2 separate regions of the Homo sapiens genome follow, and region 2 is linked to region 1. A link is a loop called in an ENCODE intact Hi-C map of the cell type or tissue named here. Cell type or tissue: HCT116. All regions are shown on one strand.

Region 1 (8,000 bases):
AATACAGCACAATTTTATTACCTATATACTTCATGTTGTACATTATATTTCTAGACTTGTTCATCCTACATATCTGCTACTTTGTATCCTCTGAGCTACATCTCCCCATTTTCTCACTTGCCCCCCAAGTAGTTTCTTAAAGTGTCTCATGTAAGAGGGCAGTAGCTTTCAGCTTAAACTTTTTCTCTGTATGTAGTCGATTTCTTTGAGGTATACTTTTCTCTCCAGAATAGTTAGATGTAGGTATACCACTTTGATGTTGACACTAGTTTACCTAGAACTTATCTTCTGTAAATCTGTCTCTATTTCCATCTCTGTCTCCATCTTTGTCTCTATCTCTATCTGTCTATCTCTATCTATCTATCTATCTATCTATCTATCTATCTATCTATCTATCTATCTATCTAAAGCAAATTCATGCCCTTCTCCTATTTATTGAATCGAGACCATAGACAGGGGTGAGAGAAAGAATTTGGCAGGAATGGGGATGTGTATTATCTGTGGCATAAGGAAACTTTACAGAACTAGGTTCAAAAGTATACTTTCTAGTTCTTTCCCATGGCTTTTCACTTTGATGTAGTCCTTATCAGGTAACTGAGGTTTTATATAAGTCCCCTGATTCTTAGAACATGAAGGTGTAGTAGTCAAGGTTGGTCCCTTGAAACCACAAATTTTGTGAAAAAAAATTAAGAAAATTGAATAATTTCCTCAGCAAATACATATTGATCATCTGTTATACAGCCATGAGAAGTGGTTCTGTTGCACACGTTTATTTTATCAGATCCTAATCCCAAACCAGGCATAAAATGGAAACCATGAAGATAGGATGAAATAACTTCTGAATGTTTGAATGTTTGAAAATAGTGTACTTAAAAATACCAGGTGGTTTTTGTTTGTTTTTTGTTTTTTTCTTTTTTTGAGACAGGGTCTCACTCTGTCACCCAGGCTGGAGTGTAGTGGTGCAATCTCATCTCATTGCAGTCTTGACCTCCCAGGCTCAGGTTATCTCCCACCTCAGCCTCCCAAGTAGCTGGGACTACAGGCACATGCCACCACGCCCAGCTAATTTTTTGTATTTTTTGTAGAGACGGGGTTTCACCCTGTTGCCCAGGCTGGTCTAGAACTCCTGGGCTTAAGCGATCCTCCCACCTCAGCCTCCCAAAGTGCTAGGATTACAGGCATGAGCCACCATGCCTGGCAGAAAATACCAGGTTTTTAAGTATCAGCACTTACTCTTCAATCTTTTCTATTACTATGTTGTGCTAAATGGTATTTTTTATTTAATTAGAGCAATGCTGTTCAATAGAACTTTCTTTGAGGATGGAAATCTTTTATGTTTCTGCTATGTGGTACAGAGCCACTAGTGACATGTGGCTTTTGAGCGCTTGACACATCTTGTGCAACACAGGAACTGAATTTTTAAGTAATTTATATTGCCACATGTGGCTACCGTATGGGACAGTGTAGTACTAGATGATCTGTAAGGGCTGTGCTTCATCAGTGTCGTTTTTTAACTGACAAAAACCTTTAGTTTTTTTTTTAGTAATGTGTTTATTTAAAAGAATTCATAAAATACAAGTAAACAAATTAACTTGTTACCTGAGCATATGTCCTTTCATACTTATTTTTTCTGCATACATATTTTGGAAAATGGAATATCTGCCCTTTTTTTTTATCTGAGATACAGTCTACCTCTAAAAATACATGATTCTAACATTCTCACTTTTGTTGGCATTTGATCAGGGTATAGAAAAACAGTTAAAAGGACAGAGAATGGTTGAGAGATTATGATATGAAGAGAAAATGTGATTGAGTGTGGTAGACTTGGGGCCTGCTTGAATGTTGAGAGAATGACTGTTTTCCGATAAAAAAAAAAAGTCCATTCTAGGATCCTAAAAGAAGGGTCTGAAGTTCACTGCAGAAAGCAAGCTACATAGTACTAAGCCACTAAGGGGACATGGAGCCCTTAGTAATTCCTACCTTAGTAATAGTCTCATCATGCCCTCTTGGGAACCCAGCCTTGTTGATTAGCCTCTCTGCTTTCTCTCCTTATAGTTCAACCTCCCTGTTTGTTCCAAGCAGTTCTTTTCCTGCCCATTTATTATGCATTTCTATACAGCTTTCCTCCTCTTTTTCTATACCATGCTGCAGTTCTTATTGCTACCTAGAGGTTTTCAAAATTCCTAGGGGCGGATAAGTAGGCATAAACAAAGTTCTTCCCTATTATCCTTCCTATTTTTTCACCTAGACTGAAGAGGTAGACAAAATAGAAATAAAGACATTAAGGGTATGTGTTTGTAGTCCCAAAGAGCTTCTCTGGCAATTTTATGTAGTTGACAGTGACGCTCTGAGTTCAGGACAGATTGGACTCCTTGGCTGAGAGGAGTGAGGAGATAGGACGGTAGAGGAGAGGGTAGAGCAACTCTGGAGGAAGCTTTCCCCTCACCTTTGCCAGTCCTGTTATCCTAGACTTAACCATAATTAAAGATGAGGGAGGCACTCAGTAAAGGGATCTAGTGGGAAGCTTGTTCCAGACAGCCAAGGAGGGAGGTTCGCGCAGTTCCTTTGGCCACCCAGGTGGGGTAATTGATCCATGTATGCCATTCATGTACAATGTAGGCACTTATACCTGTATTCCAATGTAGTGAACTATACCATTACTCTTAAATTAATATTCTTTATTAGCTTCCATGGTGGCTATAGGCCAGGCAAGAGAGTTAAGAAAAAATAAATAGCCAGGTATGGTGACTCAAGCCTGTAATCTCGGCACTTTAGGAGGCCGAGGCAGGAGGATCGCTTGAGTCCAGGAGTTCAAGACCAGCCTGAGCAAAATAGTGAGATCCTGTCTCTATTTTTTAAAAAAGCCTTGGGGCAAACAGGAGTATGGAGGTTTGGATGCTAATAGAACAGCAGTGTCTTACTGCTTGGAGTTCTCTTGTTTCTTGTCCTATCACCGTAGCCTTTGGATCACAGCAATTTTTCCATGACTCCATACTTTTCAGTTCTTGAATATTTTTTCCTTTATTCCTCTTGTCTCTGTAAAGACATCAACTGGAGTTGGACTGTAATACCAGGTATCTCCAGAAGATGGCACTATTTAACAGATTTTATAAATAATTTGATGTGAGTCACTGTCATCTGAAGCTTGTTGCCTTTTCTTTCTTTCTTCTTTCTTTTTTTTCCCCATCAATTCTGTATGTTTGAAATGCTGGGTTTTAAGTTAGTTAGAATAAGGGATGTCTGTAATTTCCCTAAATTGAGAAGTAATATGCAAAGGTTGATATCAGAAGTCATATGCTCACCTTGCAACACCAAATAATACTGGCCCATTTGTGATTTTTGAAAGTAACACTCCATAATAAATGGATGTATATATAGAAGCATAACAAAAATAGAAGCACATAAAAGTGAAAAGTCTCATAAACGCCATTGTCACTACTCATGTAATTGCTGTTACAAATTTGTTTAAATGTTGAATAAAAATGGTGTCATAGGCAACACAGTGTTCCACTACTTGGTGTTTTTAATAGCATTATTCTGTCTCAGTGTGCTTTGGATTATCAGGTGCTTTTTAATAGTTGCATGGTATTACATTGTGTAGATGAACTTGATTAATTTAAATGGTTCCCTGTTAATGGACATGTTGGTTTGTTTTTGTGAACAACTGATACAGTGAACATTTATTTTTTAAATAAAAAAAAGAGAGACAGGGTCTTGCTGTGTTTCTCGGGCTGGCCTTGAACTCCTGGGGTCAAGCGATCGTCTTGCCTCTGCCTCCCTGGGATTACAGGCATGAAGCCACCGCACCCGGCCCAGTGAACACTCTTGAATGTATCTTTGTATACTTGTCAGTGTTTTTGTAGCATTGATTCCCAGAAGTGGGATTACTGGATTAAGTGACATGCATGTTTGCAATTTTAACAGGTATTGCTATGTCATTTTCAAAAGAAGCTATGCCAATTAATACTCTCACCAACAAGAGTGCTTATTTCCCCTCAGCATATTATCAGGCTTAAGTTTTGCCAGTATGGGTGGGAGAACAGTAGAATCACATTGTTTTAGTGTTTGTTTCTCAGATAGATATAATTTTACACCTTATAACCTTCTCTTCTATAAATTGTCTATTTGTGTTCATTCTCCATTTTCCTATGGGTTCTTATTGTTGGAGCCCAATATATAAAAGGGGGTATTTGTTACAGAACCTCTTCAGTTTTGGTTCATGTCATGCCTGGGTTTTTACCCTTTCTACGGATGTTAAAAAAAATTCTCTATTTTCTTCCAGTCCACTTATGGCTTTATTTTTTACATTTAGATTTTAATCCGTCTGGAATTTATTTTTGTGTATGCTGTGAGGTAGGGACCATACTTTTATTTTTTCCCAAATGGGTTACTAGTTGGCCAAACATCATTTATTGAATAATTCATCTTTTCCCTACTGACTCGAAATACCATCTTTATTGTATACTAAATCCTCATATAGTTCTGGGTCTGTTTCTGGGCTCTACTTTGTTCATTTACTGTGCTGGTACTGCACCGTTGTAATTGCTGTGGCTTTGTGGTATGGTATGGCTTGCTCTCTGCTAGGGCAAGTCGAAGCTCTTTTGTTCACCTGCTCTTTCACCCAAATTTTCTGTCCTGAATCCAGCACAGCCAAATTATGGTCATTGTCACCACCAACTACAGTGGGTGTTGAGCATTTCCCATTGAATCTCCTGTAAGGGTTTTATTGGATTCTGTGATAGCAGTAAAATGGGAGCCTAAGAGGTATTCCTTAAAGGACTACTAATCAGACCTGGTTTCCCAGATGATGCTGAAGATGACGGGGCCTGGGCTAGACTTTTGAGGGACATATCCTTGGGGTTGGGTGTGATATAGACCAGCCCTTACAATTTGCTTGACTCATGGGAATCGTACAGGGCCAGAACCAGACACCTGTCATGCTAATAACTTCCCTCACAATTCAGAAATCACTGTGATTGAAGATGGGTGGCTGTTATAATACTACCCACTTAAAAATGGATGTAACCCATTTTTTAGGACTCTTAAAAACATCAAATCAGTAATGGCCGATTAGGACTTTTTAATTTTTACTAATCTCTACTTGAAAGTTTTCTAGTCATTCATTTCAGGAAACCTAATTCTTATAATTCATATCATTTAGAATATCATAATGCTATGGATATTAGCTAGCTAACTTCTCAAATCTTCTAGTTCTCATTTAATTTGAAGTTTGTGTGTGTACATAAGGATATACATATACATATGTGTGTGTAGATATATATATATATAGTTTTTTTTTTTTTTAACTAGAATGACCAGTCAACAGGGGACATAAAAGTAATTGGTGGAGATGATCTCTCAACTTTAACTGGAAAGGTATGTATCTTGAAAGGGAAGAAAAAAAAGCACTTCATACCGAGTCAATTAGTAACAGTGTGCTTTCAATCAATCACTAAGAGATAATTTACATAGTATAACTAAATGGGTTATTTAACCCTTGGAAGCAGTCTAGGTTAATTATCGTTCCCTAGGTCATGTAGTAAAAAGACAGTAGAATCCAACATTAACCTTAAATGTCCATATTGTCAAGTACTGCTGTCTGCCTCTGTGGGACTCTAATTTGGGATCCTTCAAAAAACATTGATGGGGGAAAAGATAGCCTTTAAAAAAAAAAAAAAAACAAACCTATGTGAGTCTATGTGAGGTAGACTCACATAGTTTCCTAAAAGATAGCAAAGCAGTATTATGTAGTGGCTGAAAGTGTGAGTTCCGGAGCCTGACAACTGATTCAAAGCATGGCTTAGTACTTCCTAACTCTGACCTTGGGCAAGTTACTTAACCTCTCTGTGTCCCATATGTGATTAGGGTGAGGTTGATAATAGCAGCCATAGAGTTAAGAGGATTAAGTGCTATAATGCAAGTAGAGCTCTTACAACAGTTTCTGGTAAATCACTCAATAAATTCAGACATACTATTATTTTAAGAAATCTCAAAGAGTTTTCTTGTACCTTAAAATTCTCCTAGTGTGAACCATTGGTTTTGGTATATTGTGCTTCCATGTAGTTTAATATCAAGATGTTTTTAGATTTCCCTTTTAATTTATTTGTTGACCCATTGGTTGTTCAGGAGCATGCTGTTTACCTGAAAATAATGGAGATATTAAGGTATTTGAATATTTATCTTCTAGTACATTGAAAAACTTTTTGAGAGTAACCAATAATAAATGATGGAATGCTACTGCTTTTTTTTTTTGAAGCTGCCAGTTATTGTTTACTTACACTATGCCAAATATAAAGGCATTAATCTCATAAAAGTTTCACAACAATCCTGTGAGGGAGACGATATCCCCATTTTACAAATCAGGAAATTAAGACTTAATAAGGTTAAAAGACTTGCCCAAAGTCACAGAACCAGTAAGTGGTAGAGCTTGAATTTGAATACAGACCTGACTCTAAAGCTCTTTTCTTTCTTTAGATTTTAGTGTTCATTGCTTACTTGAATGAGTATCTATAAGAAAACTTTAACATGTAAAACTTCTGTGAAATTATCTTGTCCCATATCAGGGTCATGTCAAACTAATGTCCTCCTCAGCATCTTTGGAAAACTTCAGAGGAGAAATGAGCTTTGCCCCTCCTGTTCATTTCATATACCACTGTTAGACCTGTCCTTCCCTTTCAGCATGCTTTGTCCATATTTAGAAGCTGTTGAAGCCATTACTTGTCTGGTCAGTTTTTAGTGCTGGAATGGACCTAGCCTTTTAGGCCTTCTGAGATTTAGTTTGATCTCGTCTTTCCCACCTAATGGCTCTGTTCTACTACATAGATTTGATCTGAAACAGTTCTCTGTTTCTAAAATAACTTTCTTTTCATGATAGTCACAGTAAAGTACATTTATTATGGAAAAATCAATAAGTATAACGAGTGAAAGTTATTTCTTGGTGGTAAGATTATGGGATTATTTGAACTTTCTGTTTCATTGTATTTTATTTATTTATTTATTTTTGTGATGGAGTCTCACTCTGCTGCCCAGGCTGGAGTGCAGTAGTACGATCTTGGCTCACTGCAACCTCCCCTTCCCAGTTCAAGTGATTCTCCTGCCTCAGACTCCCAAGTAGCTGGGATTACAGGCGCACGCCACCATGCCTGGCTAATTTTTTTATCTTTAGTAGAGACAGGGTTTCACCATGTTGACCAGGCTGATCTCCAACTCCTGATCTCAGGTATCCACCTGCCTCAGCCTCCCAAAGTACCGGGATTACGGGTGTGAGCCACCCTGCCTGGCCTCATTTTGTCTTTTGGGGGTATTTTTGTGTGCAGATATATATGTATATAAATATTTTTCCCTCTTTTCCCCAGTTAGTATTTGAGCAGATGAACTTTGGACCCGAATACCTGTATTCAAGTCTCTAATACCACTTCTTGGCTATTTTCATTTTATCAAATGGCCTCTTATCCTCGTTTTTCTCATTTATTAAGTAGAGATGTAACTACTTGATATAATTCAAAAACTCAATAATGGCATTCTTTTGTTTTTTAGACTCTAGTGTCTGTACTCGTTGTACCATGCTGGGATTCATTTGAACAATTGCATGGCTTTTTTAGTGTATTATTAAATTTGCAGTTTACTTAGAATTTACTGGGACCTCATACAAATGGGAAAAAAACATAACTGTGTTACTCATTTGCTGTGTGCCTTTGGATTGACCCTATTTTTTGTATTCATTTTCTCCCCATGTCCTGAGTTCCACTTTGAATAAAAAGTAATTTTTTTCCTGCCTGTAAAATAGGCTACCAATAGGCTGCAGTTGTCTATAGTAGCTGCTTCACTGAGGAGAGCTCAGCATGAGAGAAATAGTATGAATTGCTTGCCACAAGTTATGGGCTAGCCTTACTTCATTCTGTACTTGGACCTGTTTAGGCTTCTAAGAGATCTTACCTCCAACAATAAACTGCTTTGAGACATGAAAAGGTGGAAGCTTTACTTGGTTATAACTTTACTTT
Region 2 (8,000 bases), 510 kb after region 1:
CAAAGGCGAATTCCTGTTCTACCCTGATTCTTTGTAATTTCCTGTTTCCTTTCCTCTGGGTCCTCTCCTGATATTCCCAGACTTCTGGCTTTACAGGCAGAGATGCAGGTTTCAGGCCCCAGACTTCCCTCAGACCGATCTACAGCCTGGGCTTTCTGTTGCCATCCTTGACCTCTTCCTTGGGTGCAGTTTTGTAACTGCATTCAGACTCAGACAGATACTGGTCACCTGAATGACTACTGGCATTGATCTCCTTCTCCAGAAACTCAGAGAGACTGTTTTTAGAACCCTCATCTCCCAATATAGGGGTGGGAGTGGTCAGAGAGTTATAAATATCCTGTCTTCCAAGGCATGGCTTACCACAAGTCTCCAGTTTGAATAGTTTTAGTACAAATCTAATAGCTTTGTTTCAAACCTTTCCTGAAACATGCTTGGGAACTTAGAGGTGCGGTTCATAAGCCAAGTTTTGTTGAGCCAAATAATCTAAATGATTCTGGGCAAGGTAATCAAATTCTTAACAGGCAGAGAGGCTCCAGGACAAATAAGGGTATCTATCCAATATTTGGGGCTTTACTGGGTACTAATGTCTGTCTGTCACCTGCATTTATCCTCCAAGTACTCCTTTGTTCTAGAGAAGTGAATCCCGGTGATTTTTAGCAGTTCCCCCAAAGAGAAGATGTTAGGTATTAAAAAAAAAAAAGTAACATAGACAATAATTACTTTTCATTCCTTGTATTCCCAGCATGTATAAACAACCTTCTCCCATTCATATGATGCCTCTTGGCATAATTTAATTATTCCACATGCAACCAAGAGAGAGGCAACACGTACAAACATTTCCAGCTACCACAGTCAGAGGTGAAGTCATGGGGCCTCTGTTTATAGTTCACGTTCTCCCAGTGATGTCTTTTCTTTCTCTACTTCTGCCATTATCCCAATTTGATATTCTGTAATCCCATGATCTAAGTGGTGAATTCACCATCACCACTGTACCCTATTTATAATACTAAAGAAAGAAGAGGTGAGAAAAGTTTCAAAAAAGGAAGACAATAAACAGGGAAATATAAGTAGAGGGTAGAGTCTTCATTGCTGTACATAGCCATGTGGTGGTCCTGTTACTCTATCAATTCCACATTCCCTTTGCTTTAGCCACTGGGGAGGCTCAGTCCTTCAATCCTAAGGAGTCTGAGCCCTTGGGAGTCCTTTGTAGGGTTGCAATATTATGTCATGCACCCCTCAGGATTGTAGTATAAAAAAATACCTTAGAGGACCCCCTGAGAATCATCCATATTACTCTCTGTCCTCCTTCTATAGCAGAAACCACAAAATCACCTTTTTTTTGCATGGCTCTGGGGATCTAAGAGTGGCTTCAAATTCAGTGAAACCATTGTTTTGTCTACTACTAAAAGTGTTTCTTCCTAGGAAATTTAAACCTCTAATCTAGTAGAGATCAGAGTTGTAGGTATGGGAAGCAAAACTGTTGCAATGGGTCAGGTGTAATTATGAGAGACACTACCTTTATTTCCACTCCTCTGCTCCCAGACTTGCTAATCTTGGCAGTGGGAGGAATAGCTCTATATATTGGTTGCTGGTTCATAGTATGTATTGCATCCTAGCAGCCTCCATGGTGAATCTCCTATCAGGGCTTGCCACAGGCTCCATATGGCATTCTTTTTTTTTATTTGTAGAATTTCTGTTTGCTAAACCCATATAGCATTATGATTTACTCCAAACATCTTGGGCACCATTGGATCTGCTAGATGATAAGGGCCAACGGGCAGACCTACCAGCACAGTAGCCTACACCAGCTGGAGAGCCTTGTTTTAGCTGTGGATTCACACTAACTACATGTGGCAGGAATGACATCTGCATTTTCCAAATCTTGAATAGTGGCAAAAATCCCTGAAATTCCCACAAGAATATGCTATTGCATTTATTTCCTCTGTTGAGGAGGAGGGGGAGCTCTCGTAGCTTCCATTTTCCCCCTGCTTACCCTTATAACCCCTTTCTCCAGGGCCCAGGTAGCCCATGTGGCCATATACTGGAGACTAGCATCTGTTTCTGCCTGGAGATTTCTGAAGTCAGGAGGCTTGCCTGTACCAGCAGGGTGAATAGGGAACATGATATGGTGGAACTAGAAAGAAAAGGATGGGGGAAACCTCCCATTCCATGCCTTCGCTCTGCATTCCTCAAAGGGTGCAGAAGATAACTATCGTGCTTTCCATGATACCATGTGTTGCAGCACAGAAGTTAGAGGAAGCAACAGAACCTCAGGGCAGCCCCAATAGCCACTAGCCAGATGAGGAACACTCCATCTGGAAGCAATGTGTGGATGCTGACTGATGCTGAGCATGTCCAGGCAGTGGTGGAATAATCCCAGAGGAGGGTTTAGGGTCTCACTCAGCTTACTGGCGGACAGACTCAGAGAAAAACTTCAGTTTCCCCTAACCTCGGTAAATGCCCCCTTCACTCTGAGGTAGGCACTACTGCAGGAGTGTTCTGGTCCATTGGCTTTAACATTAACTTAAAGTCAGTTTCCAATTCATTTCTTTCTTTTTTTGTGGGGACGGGGGGCATGGTTTCACTCTGTTGCCCAGGCTGAAGTGCAGTGGAGCGATCATGGCTCACTGCAACCTCTGCCTCCCAGGTTCAAGTGATTCTACTGCTTCAGCCTCCTGAGTAGCTGGGATTACAGGCGTGGCCACTGTGCCTGGCTAATTTTTGTATTTTTAGTAGAGGCGGGGTTTCGCTGTGTTGTCCAGGCTGGTCTCAAACTCCTGACCTCAGGTGATCCACCCACCTTGGCCTCCCAAAGTGCTGGGATTACAGGCGTGAGCCACCGTGCCCAGCCCCAATTCATTTCTGAAGGTTTGGGGCTATCCTTTCCACTGTAAGTTGCTAAGGTCAATGAGGTACAAGTGTTTTTGGGGGAAGATCAAGGGGGAGATTCACAAGTGTTGTAACAGATTGCTTACTCAGGTTCTCCCGATCATCCCTCATTCTAGAGGCTCTGGGTCTGTTTAATTAATGGCTCATGCCTGGGACTTGTACGTGAGCTATCCCTCTGGCTGCTAGGCTAGTGTGATGGCTGAAATGCCAGGCACCGCTGTTGGTTAGACCAGAGAATCATTTTGGTAGATTTCATTTCTGGGAGCTGCAAAGTTAATTATCCATAGCCAGAGATCCTTGCATGTGTGTTAGTCAGCTTAGGCTGCCATAACAAAATACTACAGATTGGGTGGCTTAAACAACAGACATTGATTTTCTCACAGTTCTGGAGTCTAGAAGTCCAAGATCAAGGTGGCTACCAGGGTTGGTTTCTGGTTGGTTTCCCAGGAGAAGCTGCTGTGGACAGAGTTATTGGCTTAATTGGCCACAATAGACTCCACAGAAAGAACATGCTTGTAGAGTGATAGACACTCATTCGATTAAACCATTGCACTGCCATGCTCAAATTCATCCAATAAATTGCTCAATGTTTCTGCTTGTGCAGGCACAGACTAAAACCAAGAAATAGACTGCCATCTAGAGTCCGTTTATATAATGGGGAAAAGGGTTCAAAGATTAGATTATTTGTTCTATCCATACATGGGCAAGTCATTTCCCCTTCTGGGATCTCAATGTCCTTGCCAGCAAAATGAGAATGTTGCCTTAGACCCGTAGTTTCCAAACTCAGCTCCACAAAACATGCATGCCTTTAATGGTTTGTAATTAGAGTCGCTCATCAGAATGATCCATGATCCTTGAAAATATACATACCCCCATGCTTCACCCTAGATACTCTGATTCAGAAGGAGGTGTGGAGCAGAGTGAGGGCCTGGGCACACGTATAAAACAAAAAAACATTTCACAGGTGCTTCCCAAGCCCTCCCCAGGTAAGGAATCAGTGATACAGATGTTAATAGGTACTCCTTTAACAATGGTGCTATGGTTTGGATATGGTTTCTTTGGCCCCTCTATGTTTCATGCTGAAATTTAATCCTCAGTGTTAGAGGTGGGGCCTGGTGGGAGGTATTTGGGTCATGGGGCTGGATCCCTCATAAATGACTTGGCGCCATTCTCACGGGAGAGAGTGAGCTCTCACTCTTAGTTCCCGCTAGAACTGGTTGTTGACAAGAGCCTGGCACCTCCTTCTCTCTCTCTCTCTCTCTCTCTCTCTCTCTCTCTCTCTCTCTCGCCTCCTCTCCTGTCATGTGATCCCCATGCACCAGCTCTCCTTCGCCTTCTGCCATGAGTGGAAGCTCCCTGAAGCCCTCACCAGAAGGCAGATGCTGGTGCCATGCTTCTCATACAGCCTGCAGAACTGTGAGCCAAATAAACTTATTTTCTTTAAAAATTACCCAGTCTCAGATAGTCCTTTATAGCAACACAAACAGACTAAGACAAACAGCAACCAAATCTCTTCATTCCAGGGCTTCTGGAAGCCTTTAATATTCTAAAGTACAGTGCAGATCTCCAATAGGTATTTATCTAATGTGCCATTCACAGAGGGGTTTGACTATAGAAGCAACACATACCAACAGCTGAGGCCTATCAGTGTTCCTCAGGTCATAGTTGAGAATACCCTAGGCTAGGATATATTCAGGGCCACTATGAGTCTATATCCAAAGATTCTAAGTAAACATTTTATTTTGATGAATCATTGTACACGATATTAAGGAATTTTCCATGGGGAAAATAGCACAGAGCAACTTTACAAGGATGCATTTTCAAAGTGTCCTTAGCACCCCCAATGAAATATATTGCCAAAGAACAAAATACTACTATGGTTTCTAATATTTTTGGCGGTTTGTCCTTTTTTATTAAGATGGGAACCAAAACAGAAACTAACACTCTGGGCCTTCTCAGAACGCTATCCATATCACAGTCTCACCTCTGAACTTTGCACAATATTTAAATTATGGCCTAGAGAGATGTTTATTTTGTCTTCTACTCTCCTGGAGACAGACAGAAGACACCGCTTTATTTTCAATTCTTCTTAGGGTACAGAGAGGGAAGAGTGAGCTGAAATTCCAACCCCTTGCAAAGCCAGAGATGGTTCCTTTAGACCCAACAGTAGATTAGAAGACATTCACACTCCTTGGGTAAGCTTCTATCTCAAATACAGACTTTGTTCCTATATATTGGCTATTGCCCTTTTATAAGATACTACTCTAAGTATTGGCTCACATTTCCATATACATAAAGTAGTAGGCTGATTCCAACGCAGGCCACAGCAGTTCCTCTCATCCCTGGATGCTCAGCAATTTGCACTGTGACTTTGCCACTCCTTCCTTCAATAAGTGGAGTCTTTTTCTCCACCCCCATGAATCTGGGCTGGCCGGTGACTTGCTTCGACCTTATGGAATTGGTAGCAGAGACATTTTGGGAGTTCTGAGCCTATTCAAAAGGCTTTGAAGTATTCACTCTCATTCTCTACCCATACAGAGAAGGCTGAAAGCCTAAATTTCCTGGAAGCTTGAAACATATAGAGGCCTGTGAACCATACCACAACCAGAACTACTGAGCACTAGATGAGGCTAGGCAGGTCCTCCCACCGCCCCGCCCCACTCCCACCCACCTGCAAAGCTCACCTGGTAAATACTGAGTTACCATCTGGATCTGACACACAGGATCAATTGCTCTAGGCCCTGGCTCCCTAGGGCCCCGCATTGCTGGCAGCTGGTCAGGGACTGTTTTCCAGGAGGCAGAGAAAAGCTGCTGAATCCCACGTTCAAACAAGCAGTCCACAAGCCACCCTCAGGGAAGCAGGGTGCAGAGGTGGGTCTGTGCCCTCTCCAACACACATCTTCCAAGCTGCCCATTGCCATTTTCTGAATTCTGGCTCCTTGTCAAACTCTCTTGTGTGTTCACATTCACCATAACTCCATGGTATAAATGCACTGGCAAATAGGGCCGAGAAGCAGGAAAGAGCAGTTTGCCCAGGCTTTGCCTTTCCTGAACCACACCTTGGACCTCACATCCCATGAAAGGCAGCTCTATTCATCATGGCCCACAAGACTCCATCTGCTGTGTCTTGTGGGCTGATGTTGGTGTCATATCCCACTGAAGCCTCATAGTCTACAGCCAATAGTGACACGTACACACATGCCAATAGTGACATGTACACAGATCTTCTAGAAGCTACTGTGTCATTCGAATGGCATGAAGAAGGCATGTTCCACATAAAAAGAGGTGAGAAAAAAATAAATGCACTTGGTGCATTAATGGGGTGGGACTGGGGTCATGTTTCCTCTCTTCATACAATTACTTTCCTTGCTGTTGCTATGAATTTGCACTGCTGGTGAGAATGTAAATTGGTCCAACCAAATGAGAAACGTGTTTGGCATTATCTAGTAAAGTTAAACATAAGCATCCCCCGTGATGCAACAATGTAATTCCAAGTTCTTTACCCAATGGAAACATGTACATATGTTCAACAAAAGATATTTACAAGAACTGGCCATTATCAAGAAAGTGAAGAATTAGATAGGCTAGTTAAGAGGCTATTAGAATAATCCAGGAGAGGTGTAAAGGTGTTTTGGACAGAGGTCATAACAGTGGAGGTGCCAGGAAGTGGTCAGATTCTGGTTGTATGTTGAAGGTAGACTTGAGTTAATGTGGGGCATGAAAGAAACAGAGGATTCAAGGATGACAGCAAGGCCTTTAGCTTGAGCAACAGAAAGGAAAGAGTTGCCATTTACCAAGATGGGGAAGACAGAGGAAGTGTAGACTTGGGAGATGAAAAATATAAGTCTTGATAAATCCATCATGATTATTAAATCATTCTATTTATTTAAAAAAGCAGGCTGGGTGCAGTGCCTCATGCCTGCAATCCCAGCACTTTGGGAGGCCAAGGCGGGAGGATCACCTGAGGTCAGGAGTTCAACACCAGCCTGGCGAACATGGCAAAACCTCGCCTCTACTAAAAATTAAAAAATTAGCCAGGCATGGTGGCATGTGCCTGTAATCCCAGCTACTTGGGAGGCTGAGACAGGAGGACTGACTGAACCTGGGAGGCAGAGGTTGCAGTGAGCCAAGATCGCGCCACTACACTCCAGCCTGCACAATAGAGCGAGACTCCATCTCAAAAAATAAAAAAGTAAACCGGTAACAGTGAAACTAAGCTTCTCTTAAATGTTCCAATATTATATGTATATATATGTAGTATGTAGTATGTATGTATATATGTAGTATGTATGTATATAAAAATTAGTAAGAGTTTTACTTAAAATCCTAACTCTAAACCCATGATTAAATTATGTATTTTAAATTCGAACCGCATCTTCTTTGGGCTGAGCTGTTTTGGGCATCCAAGGGGGGTTGACACACAGCAGTATCTCATAAAAACACATGATTCATGAAAGAAACAGAAGTGTCATTAAAACTGACTGCCCTAAGTAAATGGTGTATTATGTGCATATATGTGATTATGATGTTAAAGAAAGTAATGTAATGATCAGAGTGGCAATTCAATTTTGTGGTGTTGGTAAAACACTAAAAGCAAATGTTTCTGGTAAAATAATACAATCCCTCCTATTTTTATATTTTCAGCATCTCTGAAGATGTCCTATAATTATTTTCATTTAGTGTCCTAATATAGCAAATTAATAGATTTCTGAACATTTAACCCACCTTCTATTAACTGTTCATGGTGCATTACTCTTTGAATGTGCTGCTCTGGATGTTTGCTAATATTTGGGGCTTTCCTATTAATGTTTCAAAGTAACCACATCTGCGGCCAGGGAGCCAATAATCTGGCTGAGAGATGCATGAAGGAGGAAAATGTGTTCACAGAACCTCACTCCAGTGGCGTCCACAGCCGAGAGTCAGTAAAGGGACACGCTACAGCTGATGAGTTAGGTGAGGGGAGGAGTACGGTAGGAGGCCGCATCACCTTCCAGAACACGTGTCCTCTGCTCTCTTTGGGCAGCGGGCGCAATCTCCCCTCACACCGCAAACTGTCCTGGGATCTTCCCCCGCGCACCGCCCCTCGCCCGCGCCTGCCTTGGGAAATCTTG

The links. Hi-C counts contacts between places; a loop is a spot of excess contacts. Peaks named below come from ENCODE experiments on the same cell type or tissue, not always from the same donor. Only the 100,000 strongest peaks of a DNase experiment are listed, where the experiment ranks them.
Region 2: it touches region 1 in a loop (5-fold over the local background); 11 of 110 quality-filtered maps call a loop at or near these places.

Annotation. Positions count from the first base shown.
Region 1 is chrX:134,481,155-134,489,154 of GRCh38, forward strand. HPRT1 (hypoxanthine phosphoribosyltransferase 1) reads left to right here. Exons shown (of 9, transcript NM_000194.3): 4 at 5,311-5,376. Among named protein-coding and RNA genes, the nearest start is that of HPRT1, 25 kb to the left of the region's middle. In HCT116, a CTCF peak has its summit at 3,098 (motif pointing right); a DNase peak (open chromatin) is centred at 3,087.
Region 2 is chrX:134,996,140-135,004,139 of GRCh38, forward strand. No RefSeq gene overlaps it. Among named protein-coding and RNA genes, the nearest start is that of SMIM10, 9.1 kb to the left of the region's middle. RefSeq lists an enhancer at 7,933-8,000 and a silencer at 7,966-8,000. In HCT116, a CTCF peak has its summit at 3,544 (motif pointing left); a DNase peak (open chromatin) is centred at 3,522; H3K4me3 peaks cover 642 bases; H3K27ac peaks cover 880 bases.